4 separate regions of the Mus musculus genome follow, and all the other regions are linked to region 1. Evidence: chromatin loops called from intact Hi-C (ENCODE). Cell type or tissue: heart. All regions are shown on one strand.

Evidence for each region. Peaks named below come from ENCODE experiments on the same cell type or tissue, not always from the same donor. Only the 100,000 strongest peaks of a DNase experiment are listed, where the experiment ranks them.
Region 2: it touches region 1 in a loop (2.9-fold over the local background); 2 of 42 quality-filtered maps call a loop at or near these places.
Region 3: a loop joins it to region 1, with 3 times the contacts of the local background. A loop is called at or near these places in 3 of 42 quality-filtered maps.
Region 4: a loop joins it to region 1, with 2.6 times the contacts of the local background. A loop is called at or near these places in 3 of 42 quality-filtered maps.

Annotation. Positions count from the first base shown.
Region 1 is chr1:105,198,112-105,200,611 of GRCm38, forward strand. No RefSeq gene overlaps it. Among named protein-coding and RNA genes, the nearest start is that of Gm41925, 76 kb to the left of the region's middle. In heart, no CTCF peak of the experiment used is centred here; a DNase peak (open chromatin) is centred at 1,360.
Region 2 is chr1:105,311,541-105,314,040 of GRCm38, forward strand. The region is part of intron 2 of Rnf152 (ring finger protein 152); the gene reads right to left. Among named protein-coding and RNA genes, the nearest start is that of Gm17634, 43 kb to the right of the region's middle. In heart, no CTCF peak of the experiment used is centred here; a DNase peak (open chromatin) is centred at 951.
Region 3 is chr1:105,355,200-105,357,699 of GRCm38, forward strand. Rnf152 (ring finger protein 152) reads right to left here and starts at 1,511. Exons shown (of 3, transcript NM_178779.4): 1 at 1,144-1,511. It overlaps Gm17634 (predicted gene, 17634), which reads left to right and starts at 808. Exons shown (of 2, transcript NR_151540.1): 1 at 808-1,706. In heart, a CTCF peak has its summit at 1,367; DNase peaks (open chromatin) are centred at 512, 912, 1,112 and 1,502; H3K4me3 peaks cover 2,044 bases; H3K27ac peaks cover 1,273 bases; H3K27me3 peaks cover 484 bases.
Region 4 is chr1:105,361,461-105,363,960 of GRCm38, forward strand. It overlaps Gm17634 (predicted gene, 17634), which reads left to right. Exons shown (of 2, transcript NR_151540.1): 2 at 129-277. Among named protein-coding and RNA genes, the nearest start is that of Rnf152, 6.0 kb to the left of the region's middle. In heart, a CTCF peak has its summit at 1,473 (motif pointing left); no DNase peak of the experiment used is centred here.

The DNA of each region.
Region 1 (2,500 bases):
ATTTATGCCTTTCTTAAAGTCTCTATCATCATCATGAGAAGTGATTTAAGATCTGAATCTTGCTTTTCCAGTGTGATGGTGTATTCAGGACCATTGCTATGGTAGGAGAATTGGATGCTGGTGATGCCAAGTAACCTTGGTTTCTGTTGATTATATTTTTACATTTACCTCCCACCACCTGGTTATCTCTAGTGCCACATGTCCTCGCTATGATTCCGGTTTGTCAGAGCTCAAATTCTCTGTGTCTTGAAGTTCTGGGGTTCTGGGACCCTGAGATTCTGGATGTGTCAGAGCTCCTGGGAGTCAAGCTGCCTTTGGGATCCTGAGATCCTGTTGTGACCAAACTCCTGGGATCCTTGGTTCCTGTGATCCCTTGATCCTGGGTGTGTTAGAGTGCCTGGGAATGGAACTTCCACTGGGACTTGTGGGACTGGCTGTGGAGTTGGTGCCCAAGGTCTGCCTATCATATTTCATATTAGTCACTCTGTTCATTTATAATGATATAAATCAAACTTTAATAGGTATAAAATGTTTTAGAAAACAGAATTCAGAAGTGCTTTTTTTCCTAGTTCCTGTTAATGAATGCATATGACCATTGTGAATGTTGGAATGTTTGACCTCACCATGGCCATTTTGGAAAGAAAATTTTGAGGGAGTGTGGTTAATAGGTTACTGACCTTTGATAGCAATCAGTAGTTTCCATGTGAATCCAGATCTTTCTCATGAGAGTATATAAAGAAAGGAGTAATAATGATGCCTCTCCTCAGTCTATCATGTGTTTCCCTTGAGATGCTATTCATCATGGTGGTATATAGCCAAGAGAGGACTCATCAGAGCCCGTACCATGTTGTGAAGTTTCCACCTCTAAACCTGTGAGCTGGAACACATCAACCTCTTTTCTTCATTAAAGTACCCAGCCTTGCATATTTTATTATTGCAACAGAATATGCACCAGTATATCAGGGAATATCTTCTTGTCAAAGAAAACACAGGGATCTACTCGTTCTACCTGGAGATATTAATGCTTTGGCCTTCTAGGAAGATTATTACATGGTCTTTAGCCAGCACAAAGGCACAGCCTTTGCAAAATCCCAACCATAAGCAGCCATGTCTTCTAGAGAGTAGGACACTGATTCCTTTGTCAGAGTAATAATTTTCTAGCACTAGTGTGAAAATCTTAGAATCAGAGAAATGCCAGATTTGACACAAGGGAAGGCAAGAGCTGTCTGGATCCTCTTGGACTATTTGGCTCTGATTCCTGGTGTCACAGTCACTGTGGTTGGGAGGTCTAGTACAAGGGCATTCGCTAGCCAAGGGAGAACAATAGCAGGCAGGTTGTAAGTTGGAACTCATAACAAGAGGAAGCAGGAGAGCACTGAGGACCCTCCCTTTGAATGAGTGACTCACAGCTGACTGTTGCACCAGTGCCAAGATTTGTAGAAGGTCAGGGGAAGGAAATGTGGTCATTGTCGTGCAGTAGGCAAACGCTAGTGTTTATATAAAGAGTTCTCTGATTGTATATTTCATTAACCAATGGTTCTTGGCTCATGTGGAAATTTGAGTAGTATTTAAAATAGCAACAATTCTCCCAGTAGATAAAGCAGAGGATAGTACATTTTTACAAGAAATTAAGAGGTCAAAAGGACAATTTTGGAATATTCTGTACAAGTTAATTCTTTGGGGTGGGGTGTTTACAATAGTTGGTTTAGTTTCTTGGTAATTAGCCACATAGAAATCACTCTTGAGGATGATATTCCACAGCAGAATCCAGCATAGAAGTCTTGTGAAGACCTCATTAATTGTTCAAGTTTGAGTTTTCTTGAACCCTGTTAAGTCACTATCTTCCTTGGCAATAGAATCCTAAGTCCTAGAGTTCTCAGAAACTAACAAGACAGCTGTGGAGACAGTGCACATGGTGAGTAACTTGCCATGAAGACCTAAATTCTATCCCCAGAATCCAGGTAAAAGTGAAACAAAATAAACAAACAAAAATTATCTGTCTAAGGTGATATGCACTTGTAATCCTAGGGCTGCAGAGGCTCTGACCTACATACACAGATGAATTCTAAAGTTCACTGGCCAGCCAGCCTATCCTAGTTAGTGAGCTCTGACCAATGAAAGCCTTCATCTAAAAATAAGATGAAGGGCTCCAGAGGAATGAAACACAGGTTGCCGGATAGTGTACACACACACACACACACACACACACACACACACATGCATACACACACACATGCACATAAACATACACACATGCATACACACATGCAAAAAACAGCAAGAAGAATGTGAATTTCTGGTCCATCTGATATGCTTTGTGCTTTCTGGACATGCCTGGGTAGCACTGTTATGGACTCAGGGGCTACAAGCTAAAATAATAATGAAAAGACCACCATGACAGTCCTGAAGTAAGCGCCTACAGGATCAAAAGGTCCCTCCTGATTAAATACCAACTAAGATACCAGGCCGTCATAAGGTATCACCCAGTATGACAACTTTT
Region 2 (2,500 bases), 110 kb after region 1:
TAAAACTTTATTTACAAAAACAAAGGTATAGGCTGGAGGGATGACTCAGTGAGTAATGTACCTGCCACACAAACATGAAGACCTGAATTCCATGCTCAGAACACAGGTGAAAGAGAACCTGGTGTGTATTTATAAATCCACCACTGGAGAGACAGAGACATGTGGATTCCTGGGGCAGTCTGGGCAACTGACTAAACTCAATCTATAAGCACCAAATGAGAGAGATTCTCTCTTAAAAACAAGGTAGATGATACCTAAAGTATGACAGTAGAGGTCTCCTGGCCTACACACACACACACACACACACACACACACACACACACACATGAGAGAGAGAGAGAGAGAGAGAGAGAGACAGAGACAGAGACAGAGAGACAGAGAGACAGAGAGAGACAGAGAGAGACAGAGAGAGAGAGAGACAGAGAGAGACAGCGAGAGACAGAGACACAGAGAGACAGAAACAGAAACAGAGACAGAGCCCTCCCAAGGCAGCATAGGGAGAATAGGACTAAAAACTTGGTCTCTTGCCCAGAATGTGTGAGGTTTTAGTTTAATTCTTAGCACTGGAAAATAAAAGAAGCCTAATACAAGAAACAGAGTAGAAAACCCCCACAAGATCCCAACCTCAGTCCAGTCTGTGTTTAGTTCTGCCAGAAGTGTATCACATTCATTTGTTATTCTCTGAATCAGCAATAACACTTAGGACAGGCTTTCCTCCTAAACAATTTGCTGTGAACAACCCATTGTTCCCTTTCTGAGCCAACACAATGAGGGGAGAATAATTCCACTTTATCAATATTTCCTGAAAGGCCCTTTGCCCCTCCTTTTCTAACTCCTGGTGCTGTTCTATTAATTGACAGCTGACCCCAAACCAGATGACAAAATGAAGCACATTCTACATTCTTCATGCTCCCAGGGGCCCTTCTCTCTGGCAGAGGCTGCTGTCATTGTTTGAACAGACCTGGCAGCTGTCACAGGAGCCCATTGCCATAGGGGTTGTGTTTCCCTGGAGTCTAGAACCCACAGGAGGTGCTATCTGTTTTTTCCCTTCCTGTGTGGCAAAAGGCCAGATGTTCAACCATGAAGTGCCCCTCACCTGTCTCTTTCTACTTACACCACAGCCTGGACTCTGCATAACGGGAGTGGGTTAAACATGTTTCCTTCCAGAGGCCCACATCTGGAGCACAGGCCTAGTCAAGTACTAGCCAATCTGCTCTGAAAGAATTGCAGAAAGCTGGGATGCTGAGACATCTAGGAAAAAAATGTTTTCAATTCACATGCAGTCTGTATCAAAGTCAGCTCTTACACACAAACACGAACATGTGCTGGAACACATGCATGTGTGTGTGCAAGTTGGCAAGCATGTATGGACACACACGCACAAGCTAACATACACACAGGCATACACCACACATGCAAGAAAGAGGTAACTTTAACTTAGGCCTGTGGTTTACCACAGAACCAGCTGCTTTAGAAAATCATGCCACAGTTTATCAAAAAAAATTTAATATAGAATTACCACATTATTTAGAACTTTCACTGTGGGGGCATAGCCAAAAAAAAAAAAAAAAACCCAAAGCAAGACCTTGAAGATATAAATACATATTATAGCATATTATTTCTAACAGATAAAAATAAGAAAAATCAAAGCATCACAGACAAATGAACAGATAAGTGAAATGTGGGAATGCCCATACGAGGAGTGCTACTCAGCCTTAAAAAGGAAGGCAATCCTCACTCCTGCTACAGTATAGATGTAACTTGAGGTCAGTACCCTGAGTAAGCCAGTCACAGAAGCACAAGAATCATGTGTATTTGGTCTGAAGGAAAGTAATCCATATAGTCAAAGGGGCATGGCTTGATAGCACAATGCCCTCCTGCTAGTGTCAAGAACTGAAAGGTGGCTTAAGGAGGGGGGCTTTAGTAATTAAGAAGTACAAAAGAAATTCTACAAAATGAAAATCAAAAGTTCTGAAAATTGTGTCAGTGGATATTTTAACATCAATGAACCCATACTTGTAAAATGATTAAAAGCTGGGGCTGGAGAGGTAGCTCAGTTGGTAAAGTATTTGTTGCATAAACATGAAGACCTGAGTCCAGGGCTTACATAGAAATCTAGCTGCTGCAGTACATGTATAATCATAGCACTGGGTAGGCAGGCACAGACAGGTCCCTTAGATTGCTCTTTAGCTAGTTGGTAGGCTTCAGGCTCAGTGATAGATTGTCTCAAAAACTGTTAGGTGCAAAGTGATTGAAAGACATGCTCAATGTTGACTTCCGGCCTCTTTACACACAAATGTGAACACATGGTGGCACACATGCACACCACAGCAACATTCACACAGGTATATGCCACACATGCAGAAAATAGGTGAGTATAAAGCAAAAACACTGAAATGAAAGTATTATATATATATATATATATATATATATATACACACACACATATATATATGTATATTTATGTATTATATATATGTATATGTATGTGTGTATATAT
Region 3 (2,500 bases), 160 kb after region 1:
CCAGCACAGACAGAAATCCAAGCACCCTCCGAGACCACTGGAACACGAGTAGGCGTCCCGAGAGGATGAGAATGGGGGGTAGAAGACTGGTAAAACAGGGAAGGGTCATTAAGGCTCTCCTGGATAAATAATCACCTCCTGGCTCCTCTGCAGTCTACGCCCCCCCTGCCGCGCCCCCAAGTTATCCCGCGGTAAAGCGGCTACCATCAACCGTAATGCCTCAGAAATATAGGAGTCAGGATGGAGAATACCATCATCTTTTTAAGGCAAAATGCTAGCAAAATACACGAGTTAAGCCCACACAGCTAGCAATGCGGGGCATGTAGTCGCCTGCCCAGACAAACACACACACACACACACACACACACACACACACACAATCAGGGATGCATCTGAGAGTATCCTTTCGTTGCCTGGCCACCACCTCAAGTCACTGTCTCTGTTTTGTCAATTACCCTACTGTTTCCAAATCTATGCAGCACTCCCCCACCACACCCCCACGGTAGGCGGGATCCCAAACCAACACTGTGGAGAAGCTCCCCACAAGTCCTGCCGGCTTTGTCCTGCTGCTGTCCTTCCAGAAGCAAGCGCCCCAGGCCCGTGGGTCCGCACAAAAGACCCCCAGAATCTGGCCCTCCATTCGGCCCCCTTTTCCAATAATGGCTTGGGGGCAACTTCTAGCTAGGAATCGGGAGTAGGAAGGCAGGACAGGACTGGAGGGGACGACCCAGGGCTTGAGAATGCTGGGGGGGGGGGGGGGGCACGGCAGGGATGTGCGCGCACCTCAAGGGCGCGTGCGGCGCGTGCATGAGGCGAGCTCCCGGGACCAGAGCTCCAGGGGGCATCCCAGGACTCCGAGGAACCAGAGTCAGCTGCCATGACCCCATCGCGCTCCCAACTCAAAGCAAAGCCCGAGGAAAACCCAACTCCCGGGACCACCTCCTCGAGAGACGCCTCTCCAGCTCCGCACTCCTTTAACCAAACAAACCACCCCAATCATAGTCCAGGAAGAACCTCCAGTTATATCTCAGGCTACCGTTGCCCTTTCCCGCTTTCTCCTAGGCACAGCCTTCCACGCGAGTCCCCTCTGCACCCGGGACCTGGGAGCACACTGAACAGGAAAACAAACCGAAACTCACTGACCTCTCTCAGCAGCAGGCTCGGCTCTGTTACGCCGCCGGCGGCTGCAGCAACGTCGGAAGCATCCCGGGGGTCCGCACTGCCCGCTGCGCTCTGCTAGACGAGCGCTGAGGGCCGGCTGCTGCCTGCTCCTCCCGCCGCAGGTTGCGGGGCAGCGCGGGCAGAGTGGCGGCAGCGCCTCCCGCAGCCCAGCCCTGCTCGTCTCTCCTTTGGCTTCAGGCGGCGCCCTCCACCTGCCCGGCTGTCCTCCGCCTCCACGATCGGACACCCGCCGCCAGGCACCGGACACTGAGCGGAAGCTTTTGGTGTCACCCCCAGAGACCCAAGCACTGAAGGGAGCGGGAGGCTGAGTGAGCTCTGCTCCGCGGACCGCCCCTCCCCGGCGGCTCCACCCCCTCCCGCACTCCACCCGGCAGCTTGGCCGGCACGTCCGACTGTCTGTCTGTCGGTCGGTCCCCAGTGGCCAACCTCTTGGTGTGGGTGGGGAAGCAGGGACGCGCCCTCTACCCACCGTAGACCAGCGAGCACCTGGACCGAGCACGGAAGGAGGACCTGAACGGTATCAGGTGTGACCTAGAGGCCGAGCACCACAGGCTAGAACGACTGGGACTGGCCAAGGTGGTGACCCAGCTGCGGCTCTGGACTCAAGACCACAGGGGAGAGGGAGGAGTCTAGGCTATTGCCTTTCCCCTGGGTTCTTTTTGGCTGCCCCTGAAAGTTCACTAACCCAACAAGGGCAGGAACCTGTCAGCATGGAACGGGATATGCTCCCAAAGAGCCCCACAGGGACACCTCACACCTCAACCTCCTGTGTAAAGGAAGCTCACAGGAGAGGTGAACAGGAAGGAGCCTAGAGGGTCTACTAAGTTTACCCTATTGCCCACCTTAAAACCCAACTTCAGGCTCAGAGGTAAAGTGCTTGCTTGCCTAGGGTGCATGAATCTGGATTTATCCTCTGTACTCCTAAACAGAAACAAAGCCCTTACCTTTGGGATATGCTTTTAATGTCATGTAACCCCAGGAGAATCTAAAGATAAGGTCTCTTCCTGCTTTTTCACTTAACATATAGTGGAGAAAAGGGGAGATAGGTGTCCCCTGCTGGTCTGGGGCACCATGCCTGAGTTCTGGGGCCTTTTGGGATCCATTCTATTAAGAAACTGAAAACTGACCTGAGTTATGTCTCCTCATCTCTGTGGTTCAGCTAAAGGAGCTCTGTTAATGCACAGAGCAAATGGCTTCTTCTAGACTTCAGGTACTGGGCTCCCTTCATGGGTCCTATGTTCCTTCTTACACAGCAGTGGTTCTCAACCTTCCTAATACCGTGACCCTTTAACACAGTTGCTCATGTTATGGTGACCCC
Region 4 (2,500 bases), 160 kb after region 1:
AATGGAATGTTCATTTCAAAACTGGTTATTTGGGCCACTATTAAAAGCCAGTTCTAACAGACCTACTATTCTGGCAAAAAGTTCTGAATGAAAGATTCTATCTTTGACTTATTTTCTTATCTCTGTAGACCCAGAGCTATCTAAGGACAATGTTATCTCATCTCAAAAAGAAAAGAAAAGAAAAGAAGAGAAGAGAAGAGAAGAGAAGAGAAGAGAAGAGAAGAGAAGAGAAAGAAAGAAAAGAAGAAGAAAAATAGCAAAGTATTTTGAGTACTTCAAAACATTTTCATGGAAACTACATCTAGGATTGCTTACCAAAGGCAGTTATGGGTTGAATTAAACATCTTTGATTTACACAAAACACAGTCTGACTATAAACAATCTGTATGGTCATTATGGCTTCCTGTCTGGATGTCTAAGTACTCTCGATAGCCCCTTCAGTAGCAGGAATCAGCTGTTTCCCTACTATGTTCATATGGAATGTATAGCTTCTCTCTCATCCCATTGTCTCTCAGTCCCATAATCTGTCAGAGCTTCCTTCTCTGCAGATGCCCCCACTTCTGCTCACCCACGTGGCAACTACTGCTTTCCTAATCTGTCCTTCCCATCGTCAGCCAGGTTGCTGGTGTTCACAATCTCTCGCCTTCATTTGTCCACCAATCCTACTTATGAAAGAACCAAGAGGATCTGTTATTGAACTTGGAGATCATAGCCTGCGCCCCAAGTCAGGTTCCCTGCCACCTGTCCTCATAAGCCAATTAAAAGAGCCAGATTAAAAGAGGAGGGCAGGAAAAGGAGATTTATTCAATGTGGTTCCATTGGGAAGAAAGACAAAGAGATCCAGAAATACCTAGGTGCATGCCAGATACAGCTTCCTGGTCCCGAGTGAGAGCAAAGCTTAACTAGAAGACCAAGGATATGGGCATCTAAGCAGTCCTGATCAAAATGTGGTCCCACCCACCACTGACCCACTTTTGCCAGGGTTTCAGTTTCATCCCCTAGTGCAGTCAGACAAGTTGTTACAGTTGTGTGAAATCTCTTTCCAGGAGAGGAGCTCCACCTCTGGCTGGCGCCTTTTCCTTCTCCCAGCATGAGATTCTTGGGAGGGTTTTCATGTCTTTGGTGCCTGCTGGTTCTGTAGTCTGATAGTCAGATTGGGATACAGAGTGTCCCTTTGGGATGTCTTCACTCCAAGCTGGTTACAGTTCCACTCCATTTTTCAAAACCCCAATTTCAATCTAGTAACTTGGTTAGTCCCAAAAGCTAACTAAATTCCCTGCAGGGCCCTGTCATCTATAGCCTGCACCTTGCCTAAATAGACCTGGCATCCTGTGCCTGCTCCAGGTCCAGAGCTGGCTTTAGCCAACTCCTTCTTATTACCTTCTCTGTCCTTAGCTTTACCTCAATCAAACCCAAGGGAATCAAAATGTCTGCACCAGGTCTAGCTGCACTAGTCAGAGTGCCCTCTAGTGGTGAGGAGGAAAAATGGTACCCATGATCAAGGTCCAGAGGTCAGGCAGGTCACCTCTGGGTGATGCCTACAGGACTCCTTCCACACTTTCTCACTTAATGTATTTCCTCTGCTATTAATGTCTTCCCTTCTCAGCAGGTGGAGAGTGTTGAAAGAGGAGACAGAGTTAAGACTAATAACTTGGTCTTAGCTATCTAAGTTATATAACTAGTGAATAACTAATATTAGTTAATAACAATTAACTTATAAACACTGGGTCTCAGCCCTTTCCCTTTTGTCTCTAGGAATCTTCAACACCATTTGGTGTGTTCACATCTGGTTTTGCTTATTGACTTGGTTTGGTTTGGTTTGGTTTTCTGAGTCAGGGTCTCATGTAGCACAGTGTCTTTTGTCCTGTCCTATTGTGAAAAGGCATCATGACCCAGGCATTTTATCACACATACACACAAACAAAAACAAAAACAAAAAAAAACCACATTTAATTGGAGGCTTGCTTACATTTGCAGAGGCTGAGTCCATGACTATCATGGAGGAAAGCAAGGTGACAGGAAGGCGTGGTGCTGTAGCAGTGGCTAAGAGCTTACATTTTGTTTACAAGCAGGAAGGAGAGGGAGAATAAGACTGGGCCTGTCATGAGCTTTTGAAACCTTGAAGCCCACACTTTGTGTCACAGTTCCTCCAACAAGGCCATACCGCCTAATCCATCCAAACAATTCACTAACTGGCAACCAGACATTCAAGCATATGAACCTATGGGAGCCGTTCTCATTTAAACCCAACAGTACCCAGGCTAGCTTCGAAATCAAAAGAGGAAAACATTCCTTCCATCTCTCAAGTGCTGAAATCGTAGGCATGTACTACCAAGTCTGCCTTTAATTTATTGTTTCTAAGAAGATGAGTAATTTTGTAAGCACAAGGAGACAAGAGAGCAACCCCAGTGAGGCATCCCACCTCAGTGAACCCCAAGGACTCCTCTTCTTCTGGTGAACATGTATTGGATTTGGAAGCAGATTGTGTTGCTCACCATTA